4 separate regions of the Mus musculus genome follow, and all the other regions are linked to region 3. A link is a loop called in an ENCODE intact Hi-C map of the cell type or tissue named here. Cell type or tissue: heart. All regions are shown on one strand. Region 1 has its middle 180 kb from the start of Calcrl. Region 2 has its middle 130 kb from the start of Calcrl. Region 3 overlaps Calcrl (calcitonin receptor-like). Region 4 has its middle 240 kb from the start of Calcrl.

The links. A loop is a pair of places that touch in the nucleus more often than their neighbours do. Peaks named below come from ENCODE experiments on the same cell type or tissue, not always from the same donor. Only the 100,000 strongest peaks of a DNase experiment are listed, where the experiment ranks them.
Region 1: it touches region 3 in a loop (2.2-fold over the local background); 2 of 42 quality-filtered maps call a loop at or near these places.
Region 2: a loop joins it to region 3, with 4 times the contacts of the local background. A loop is called at or near these places in 4 of 42 quality-filtered maps.
Region 4: it touches region 3 in a loop (5-fold over the local background); 4 of 42 quality-filtered maps call a loop at or near these places.

What each region holds. Positions count from the first base shown.
Region 1 is chr2:84,248,894-84,251,393 of GRCm38, forward strand. No RefSeq gene overlaps it. Among named protein-coding and RNA genes, the nearest start is that of Calcrl, 180 kb to the right of the region's middle. In heart, a CTCF peak has its summit at 1,176; no DNase peak of the experiment used is centred here; H3K27ac peaks cover 598 bases.
Region 2 is chr2:84,293,743-84,296,242 of GRCm38, forward strand. No RefSeq gene overlaps it. Among named protein-coding and RNA genes, the nearest start is that of Calcrl, 130 kb to the right of the region's middle. In heart, no CTCF peak of the experiment used is centred here; DNase peaks (open chromatin) are centred at 1,059 and 1,479.
Region 3 is chr2:84,386,328-84,388,827 of GRCm38, forward strand. All of the region lies in intron 2 of Calcrl (calcitonin receptor-like), which reads right to left. Among named protein-coding and RNA genes, the nearest start is that of Calcrl, 38 kb to the right of the region's middle. In heart, a CTCF peak has its summit at 1,224; DNase peaks (open chromatin) are centred at 594 and 1,934; H3K4me3 peaks cover 915 bases; H3K27ac peaks cover 1,048 bases.
Region 4 is chr2:84,184,916-84,187,415 of GRCm38, forward strand. No RefSeq gene overlaps it. Among named protein-coding and RNA genes, the nearest start is that of Calcrl, 240 kb to the right of the region's middle. In heart, a CTCF peak has its summit at 1,436 (motif pointing right); a DNase peak (open chromatin) is centred at 1,426; H3K27ac peaks cover 167 bases.

The DNA of each region.
Region 1 (2,500 bases), 140 kb before region 3:
AAGACACACATTTACCTTTGTCATCTGCTTTTCTCGTCATTTTTCTTTCCTCTTTTCAAACCCTTGTCTAGTTTTTAATACCCAAGCCAGTTCTCAGTGAAATTCAAAGTTGTTAAAATGATGATTGTAAATGTTTTTTATATTGCATTGAATGTAAAATTCTGCTTACTTTAATTTCATCTGAACTAAACCTTTTTTAAACCCCTCACAGATAGTTTTGTTTGCCTTTGGCCTGACATTTCCAAAATAATGTGAGTTCAAGATAGGCCCATGTGTCAATCATAGTAATTAAATATAAGTACGGAACATTCAATCAGTTATAGAAAAAGATTTCTATAAAATGATACATCCAGGCTAAACCATAAGGATATTTATACAAATTCTACCTAAGTTCCCCCATGTTGTCATATAAAGTATAAAAATAACATGGATTCTCATGTAGAGTGAGGTGGGACTCATACTGTCATAGGGAAAGTCAATCAGAAAGATATATGGAGAGCAGCAAAATGCATTTATACAGGATATGAAATTCTCTGGAAGAGTTTTTATACTAAAGCAAAAGAAATTAGCGATTTTGGCTCCTAGTTTTGAGGAGACAAGAGCTAATGACTTTTAAAATGTATTTTTAATGGAAAATATGATTTAAAAAAAAAGAAAAAAACAATGAGGATAAGGTCAAATAGGAAGGCCAAGGTCAAAGCAAGAATTGGGAATTAGATAAAGAAAGGATAGGAGCCAAAAGCCTGGTGCCTTAATTCTTAATTCTATACATGTTAATGAGGATCTGTCTATAGGATACTGTCAGTCAATTTATGCATTTCATCCTTTCAAAAGTCTCACATATTCATGCTATTCTGAACAAAATTTCTCTCTCTCCCTCTCCCTCTGTCTCTCTCCCTCCCCCCTCCCTCTCTCCCTCCCTCCCTTCCTCTCCCCAGTGCTATCAAGAAAACAAATATACCAGTTGCATTTCCCTAATCTAATGAACATACAAAGTTTAAAAAAAAAACCCAACATTTTCTAATAAACCTTCTTAGGGAAAAATGGTTGTTACTGTAAATGACACTACAAAGGTCCCTTAAACCACAATCCATTACTTTTAACTGTGTTCTTATGAACACGGGTCAACGTAACATTGTGACTAGTCTGGAATTCCTCAAGAGGGCCAGCGAATCCTGACAATAGTAGGAAATACCCCAGCTGGAGATTTCCCTGTGGGGTTCTCATTTCTACAGTTTCCTCTTTGATATAATTTGTTTGAAATAGTTTGAGAACATTCTTTGCACCATTCTCTGCATTTTGCACAGCTAACAGAATTCCCTTTTTTCTTTTCCAAGTTTTCAAGAGACAAAAGAAAATCATTACTAATGTGCTTCAATTGTCTAACAAACGTTGCTTTGAGTGAGAAAGTTTAACTTACTCATAGGATACATCCGATTCTGTGTATCAGTTTAATGTTAAATGGTGTCGTAATGAGGTCTTTCATTTTGGAGTCTCTCTTACCAGAAGTTCCCTCTTGAGTTCTGTTTTATTCTTTTTTCTACCAACAATATGAACATGGCACTATTCACACCCATGTTAAATGTGCAGGGGCTGCACGCTCATGAAAAGTCACAGGGGAAGTAAAGCTGAATCTGAAAACATTGGTTGATTTAGTCTAAGGTCTTTTAAAGAACTCAGAGGAAGGACTCTAAGAGCGGAGGATTCTAAGAGCGCAGGCTGTAGATCCGCTCTGACGCTTGTTTATGAGAAGGTGAAATAATGTGGTTCTGTGAGCCAGGGACTGTGTCACCCTTGTCCGCACTTGTCTCATTTACAGAGTGAGAAAATTGGATGACACGACTTTCAAGCTCCCTGTGCTCTGTGACAGGATGATCTGCCTTCCTTCTGCCTCACCGGTCTCACGCCCATCTGCACTAGGAGAGTTCCTAAGTCCAGGGCATGGTGGGCCCAACTAAACAGAAGCTGAGAAGACTGGTAGAATGTAGTGGGACAGACACGAGGATGACTTAGTGTCCCTCTCTTTGGACTGGTCCCTGCTTCGCTTGGAATTCGTTCCTTTAGTTTTTCCCATGTCATCTCTTCACCACTATACTTCATCAGATGTCTTCTCTTTTCTTCTCTGACCATTGCCACAGGTAGAGGTGGGATCCTTTCAGATCCCTGCAGGTTCCCATCCCTAAGAAATATCTTTAGGAAACTCAGAATATTTATTTGAATAATTTAGTTGGCTTGGTAATTATAAACACTATATTCTGACATTAAAACTTGAGCAGTGTCCCTGAAGAAACTGAACATTTAACTGTAATGGATTGATTAAATTAAAATTTTAAATATGTATTTATTACTTGTTTTATGGGTACATACATTTTGCCAGTGGACCACTGCAAGCATTGCCAGCAGAGGCCAAAAGAGGGCACAGGATACCCCTGAACTGGAGTTACAGACAGTTGTTAGCTGTCATGTTAGGTGCTAGGAATCGAACCCTGATGGTCTGGAA
Region 2 (2,500 bases), 93 kb before region 3:
CTATGTTTTCTAATTATTAGTAATGTGTTTATATTTTCCTGACTTAAATTTAATTGCTTCATAATCTACCATTAAAAAAGCATGTCAACAACTTATTGGTACAAAAAGAAAATTTTTCATTACTGAAGATAGGCTGTATGTAATTCACAGTTCATTTGACTTGATATAATAAAATCCATATGCCATATCATAGTTGAAAGGCCTGGGAAATATTGTGTTAACTAATTAACTACCTAACACAGACTTTTAAAATCAATTGTTTGGCTTCAGATCTGTATTTCAAAAGCCCATGTTAAAATAGAAGAGTACATCATATCCCAATGTAAATTCTGTCTTATGGTATTTGTGGCTTTTATTTTAAAAGTTCTGAGACTATTTTTAAAAATAGTACTATACATCAAAAATTGCTTCTGATATTTTCATTTTAACCAAATTGTTAGAAATAAACTGTACTTAAAGTTTTCAAATCAAAACATTTTTTTAATTTCCAAAAGGTATTTTCAAGTTTAATAACAATTCACTTTTAAATTCCTAAAATATAATTACTAAATTAAGGATATGTGTGTATATATGTATATGTGTATATGCATGTATGTGCATGTCCCCTATGTGCATGTATATCGCATATTCTATATGTTATTTGCAGTTTCTACTTCTAGTAGTTAAATATTGAAAAAAATCTATGGTGAAAATATCTTAAACTCAATTCCTATATGCTTTTCTAAAAGTTGTATCTTAAAATTCAAAACATGTTTTCAAAATGCATCTAAATGCATCAATACATTAGTCCTGAGGAGAGTAAAATATCCTTCCCATAAACAATGTTCATAACCTTTGTCATTGTTTTTGTTAGCATGAAATAGAAGAGAAGATCTACCGACATTTAAAACAGGGAAGCCATAAACTATAATCAGTATCACTTTGGGAGCTTTGATTTGGACAGGCTTCTTTTTTTTTTTTTAAAGCAATCCTTTAGAATATGCATCTGGACTTCCAGCAACCCACTCAGAGAAGACACAAACAAACCAGGATCACTCTGTGTGCTCCCTTCTGTGGCCCAAGTTCAAAAGCAGCAGGAGTCTCCATCTGCTTGCAAGCTGCCCAGGACTATTGGATTCCCAAAGTTGTTTCCTTTGGTAAAAGCACAGCGAACTTCTGAAGAGCACTTTCTATGCTGATCAGTAGGAAAAATAAGAGTACTGCAATAAGTGTACTAATTCTTAACTTGGTGGTATAAGACTAAATTTTGAAATGAAAATACAAACATGAATATGATATTTATCGATTTTAAATGGCAGAAAAGGCAAATAAAAGTTAATTCATAAATGTTTGAAAATAATTAAAATCTTTAAAAAATGAAAGCAGAACGTTCATGTGACAAAACAAATTAGAAACATTTAGTAAACTCAATCGGTGAGAGCTTTGTAGGCAAATACTGAGCAAACACACACACACACACACACACACAAACACACACACACACACACACACACACACACTTCCTGTTCACAGTGGAAATATCACCCTTGTATTGAGTACCCAGTTTATCCCATTGTTTTTGAAGACCAGGATGTGATTCACTGTAAAAATAGCTTTCTCCAGTATAAAGTGTCTGAACAAAAATAGTTTGTTGTTGTAGTATTCAGGAAAGTCTAAAAAGTGCTGTGTGTGTGTGTGTGTGTGTGTGTGTGTGTGTGTGTGTGTACTTAGAAGCCCCATAACATCTCTAAACTACCACTGTACAACCATACACTTAGCAGTGAAGAAAAGCCATGGATAGATGTTAAGAACACTAAAAAAAATATTGGTTCTTGGATATAATGGTCTTCCAAATTGACAAATCTTTTTCTGTGATAACTAAACACATTTTCTCATGCATATTTCATTTTAATGTTAGTGTTTTCAGTAAACCTAAAAGTTCATATTGTTTCTATTATCATTACATTTGTGTATTTTAGGTGAACCTAATCCTAGACAAAAAAAAATATTTCAAATAAAATAAAGTACAGTGAGATAAAAAAAAAAGAAACTAGCATGTTGGAATCGGGCAAAGCAAGCAAACAAAAGAGAAAGAACTCAGGAGAAGGCACAAGAATCAGAGATCCACTCATCCACACACACATATACACAAAGGACAATCTTTCTACCACCTCTTCATGGGTTCCCTGAGCCCTGGGGGAGGGGTTAGTGGATAAGTCCCATTTAGGGCTGAATGTTCTGAGGTCTAGAGGAGATTTTTTTTTTAAGTAAAAAGAAAGGCAGACAAAATACTTGGAAGCACCTGCGTTTAGGTGGTTGTTTTATTTACTTGCTTTGCTTTTTTATTTAAATTTTCTTTTACTTTTTTTTCTCTGAATTTAACAGTAAAGGGAATGGAAAGTCCATCTGGTGTTAGGAAAACTATGCATGTCCTGGGGATCTAAAAACAAAACAAAACAAACAAACAAACAAAATAAAACCTTCCCATCTCATACCAACAGAGCCAGTAAGAACATCCCAA
Region 3 (2,500 bases):
CATTCAGACACACACACACATACACACAGGAAATGAAAACAAAAAGGCAACCCAACACAGAGGGACAAATTTGCAAATCACATGTGTGATAAGGGATCTTTAATACAAAAAGAATTTTTACTACAGAATAATAATAATAATAATACTTCAATTTTTAAAGGCTAAAGGATCTGAGTGATGACCAATGAGCGCTATGGTTGGAGGGCACCACAACAGAAAGAACTGAATTAAAGGGTCGCAGCACTAGGAAGATTGAGGAACACTGGTAATGAATTCAAAGTCAGCGAAGATATATATGAGCAGAGGGTAAAAAGCCCAGCTCTCTAGGGATAAAGACCTAGAAACACAAGGGCAAGGATACAGGAGCGAGCCAGGCAATGTGACTGAAGATACAAGGCACTGTGAGGAACTTGGGATGCTCAGGGAACTCACCAGCGGACACTTGGGTGTGAAGCTTTCGGTATCCGCTGCACAGGCTCTCTGACACCCTGGGAGCTGCTGTAATTTTGCACATCCCAAACACTACTTAATTTAATGATCAACTCCTGGGATTATGTCTGGGTTGTGATTTAAAAATAGACTTTCCAGTGTAAAAGAAGTCGGCAGGAAGGGGCTCCTTGCTGAATTAAGCTGTGTTTAAGTGAGAACCGCCACTGCGGAACAACACGTTCCCTGTGAAGATGGCAAACCGGTTTCAGAGGCTCTAACCTTTACGAGCTGCTATTATCAACCCAATTGTATGTTTTTTCCTGTTGCACAAACATGTTCCCAAAAGACTTTTAAAATAGCTTTCTTTCCTGCTAAAACGTTGGGCCAAGCACTTTTTCTGACTCGCAGCTCTAAGTGGACCAGGATGTGTTAAAGGAAAAAAAAAAAAAAAAAAAAAAAAAAAAAAAAAAACTGCCCTGTCACGCTTGACAGGTTTAATAGGCCTTAACATCATTGAAATGTTTCCTAACTTCACAGCCTCCTGGCTCTTTCTGGGAATCTTCCCATAGTGTGTCCTACCCAAAACAAAACCTATCCGGAAGAAACAAACGCAGCACTTCCCAACGCCCCACCCCCACCCCCTTTCAACCCAGGCATCCAGGGAAAAGTCTGTTCACCCAAGCACGGTTTGCTCCAAGTGAAAAAAAAAATCAAAACAGAAAATACAACTTGTTTGTAAACACTTAAACAACCTAAAAGAGGAAGAAAAATTAGGTGCTATTTTTAGACCCCGCACCTTGAGGCCAAATGAGGATGTGCTCTTAAACCCAGGAAGTGAAGACCAGCCTGGAAAATACGTCTTCAATAAAGAAATGGACGCAATTCTCCAGAACTGGTTTTAAGGTACTTGGTACTTCTGAAGATATGTACTAAGTCTCTTTTTCACTTTATCTCTTTTTAAATATCTTTTGTTGTTTCTGAAAAGCAAGAAAACACATGCACGAACAGGCTGAATCTGTCTGGGCTGTTTCGAAAGACTGCCGCGTAGATATCTCTCTAACTACAATGCAGAGTTATATCACCAGCTACGCGTCCGTCTGCCTTCCACACAGTTTCCTTGACAAAAGCCTTTCTAAACTACAAAACAATGGCAATCTCAAAGGGAAATAGATGAAAATAAGCAAAAGATAAACACTATCTAACCCATATTTTGGTGATGGCCATGCCTGGGAAATTCTATGAGGCATTTTGGGGCAGGAGTCAAAATGATTATGTAGACAGTATGGCAATTTGGCATTTAAAACCCAATTAGAAATAACAGTATAAGTGTTGTATTTGATGGGAGGGCTATCAGGCCGACACTAGAAGTGAAAAACAGGGCAGAGAGTACAGATTCCATGTAGAAGGCTGCAGGGACATTTGCTAGCAGGGGACAAAGGCGGTGTGATCTGTGGCATCTCTCCAGGCTTCTGCAGTTGTAAGACAGGAGCAGCAAGCACGTGCATCATGAGTACCTAGAGGAATCGTGGAGGGCAACCTCCGTAATCACCAGCTGAAAACAGTCCCTGGGAACTGTTGTCTGGACAGCAAGTGGTGGTCTCTCCCCGGAGCAGAACGGTATGTCCTGGCTCACTCTGTGATTGGTCACAGTTACAAGACTTGCAATGTCAAGTCGAATTATGTATAAATATATATATATGGTTTTTGTTTTTTTTTTTTTTTTGGTTTTTTTTTTTTTTTTTTTTTTTTTTTTTGGTTTTTCAAGACAGGGTTTCTCTGTGTAGCCCCGGCTATCCTGAAACTCACACTGTAGACCAGGCTGGCCTTGAACTCAGAAATTCGCCAGTCTCTGCCTCCCAAGTGCTGGGATTAAAGGCGTGCGCCACCACCGCCCGGCATGTATGAATATTTAACCGAACAAACTGTCTCGGCCTTTCGTAAAGTAAACGTTGTGGTTGTGGGCCCCTGAAGATAGTGGAATGTAAGACATTCAAGAGTAAATGGAGAGGAGAGTTGTGTCTGAGTCATTTGTTTCTAATCAAATGCCTTGGCTGTGTGCGCGTGACGCAGC
Region 4 (2,500 bases), 200 kb before region 3:
TGGCAAGCTTCCTCCGATTCATGCCTCGGTAAGTAGTCAGAGCTCAGATAGGAGTGGTTCTCCTAGGCTTCAGCCTCCTCTTCTAGGAAAATGTTTCCATCATTCACCACTTCCTACAATTGTTATACCTCAAGCTGAAAAAGCTATGCCTGACTGGGAAAAGGCGGGATTTTGGATCTCTCCTCTTCCTGTCTATCACCTGAATGAAAGCCAGAGGGAGGGCACCGGGATACAGCACCCCGCGCCACCGTCACTGAAAAATGGAATTTTACAAAAAGTTTTAGAAACTTCCAGTTCATTCCCGAGTGAATGTTTTCCTTTGCACAGATACAGAGCTAACTAGGAAATGTTGTCTTTCTACTGTTGAATTTCATGAGGTTTTTTTTTTTTCCCTCAAAAACGTCTTTTTAAATCTCTATAGCACTTTCATTCGTTATGGCTAAGTTACTTTATTAAAAAAGAGACTCAGAGGATTCTCATTCTTCACGCTTCTAAGGAGTTAGCCTCCTTGCCTAGCTATGCGGCCACCCAGCTTACAGCCCACAGTGTGCAGAAGATAGAATTGCCACGACCTTCATAGCACTTGCTGGACTCACTGTTCTTTCTACAGTATTCGTTGATAAACCAGAGCTTTTGTGTTTTTTAAACTACCTAGTTTAAAAACTCCATCGGGCTAAAAAGTCTCTAAGTCAAAGATATCTGGACCGGATGCCAGTGTAACTGGATAATGTTCATGCTTCCTTAAGCTACAAAATAGAACATAATATAACATACATTTTGTTGATCGTCATGGCAAATGAGGATTATAAAGGCTAAATCCTTTTTAAATTTTTTCATGAGCAATATTCACATGAATTGGTAACCTTTAAAGTTATGAACGTATTTTCAAAGCATTTATGATAGGCAACACTGAAAATTATATCTAAAATAGAGATACATTGCTTCACAAATTTTCAACAGCTTTTATAACTCTTTGACTACATCAGGGAGAAAAATCTCCCCCTTGGTATAATCATTGACCCAAAGTTGAATAAATGGGGTAAAATGTTTAGTAATGTAAAACTATCAGATACAAGTCAGGTTGTCATCTTTTAGCTGAATACCAAAAACAAAACTTACACACACTTTACAAAAGTATTTACACAGTTTGCTTTTTAATCAACCCTTTCTCCTTTCTTAACGTTTCTGAAAAGGGTTATATATAAGAAAGTAAAATGTCATTAGGCATTTTCCATATTTCTTTTCTTTCTTTGTAAAACCGATGCTTTCCTCAGAGCCGCTTTGCTCACGCAGTTCTGGGGGGAAGGGAGCAGGCAGCAGCTGCCTTGAGGCTCTGTTCTTCCATGATCACTCACTGGAGGTCTCTTCAGCCACCACAGACACAGTGCAGAGCAATGTCCTCAGCTGCTGCCCTTGCTCCCCCACAGCTCCGCACAGCTGGCCAGCAGGGCGCAGTGTCTTTCCTGGCTTGTGCTTTATTTTTCAGGATATTTCCTGGCTTCATTGTGACCACTTTTTCATTGTCAGCCAACTCATGAGCCCTCAGGAACAGACATCCTCACAAACAAAATGACATTATGAAAAACAGACCCCAGATATTGGCACATCAGCAAAACAGATGGGATTTTGATGGGGGGAAAAACTACTTTGGAAAGATTGGCATGACTCTACTATATACAAAACGTAGCTCATTCTCTGCCAATCCCAAATCACTACAACTTAAGGTCACTTTAACAAGACGACACTGAAAGTGAACCGATCGATTGCTGTTGAATCCACAGAAGATTCAACTGCACAGTTTAAAGGAGTGGCTTGGCAGGTCTGCTTATCTGGTTGAGAGTCCGTGCCTTTGAAACTTAGTATCTCAGTAAATTTATGTGAATAAAAGCATGCAAAACCTAATTTACGTAAATATTGAATATTTATTTTTTTCTAAAATCTTTAGTCTCTCTAATTCATTTAAAATAATAACTGCTTTCAGAATTCTGAAATTAATTATATTTCAAAATTGTGATCTCATGTTTTTGAAGAACTTGTAATGGCCTTGGGGCTATATTAAAACAAACAGCAAACAAACAAACAATCTCCCACTTTAGGCTTCAAAATAATTATGCAAAGAAGATAATTTTATCATTACATTTAAGAAATGAGAGGATTGAAGGTTAGGCACTTCTGCCTTATAGAATTATCTTCTGATCTGGATACTGGGCAACCTAAATCCAGGGTTGAAGGTCTTTCTTACTCCTCTCCACTAGCTTATAAGATATTCTCGGTGTGAGCATCTCAACTTGAACTACACATGATGTAATCTGGAGATATGATCAACACCATAGCTTCACTATTGACTTTCACTCGGGTTCTATACCACAGAGATTTGGCTTGGACATCAGTTTTTTATAAACAAGTTCTGGGAATTATTTTGAATTGAATTCAAGATTTAAAATTGCTGTTCTAGTCAGCAAGGTTACAAGATTTTAAAAAAGCGTGGCCTTTTTCTCTC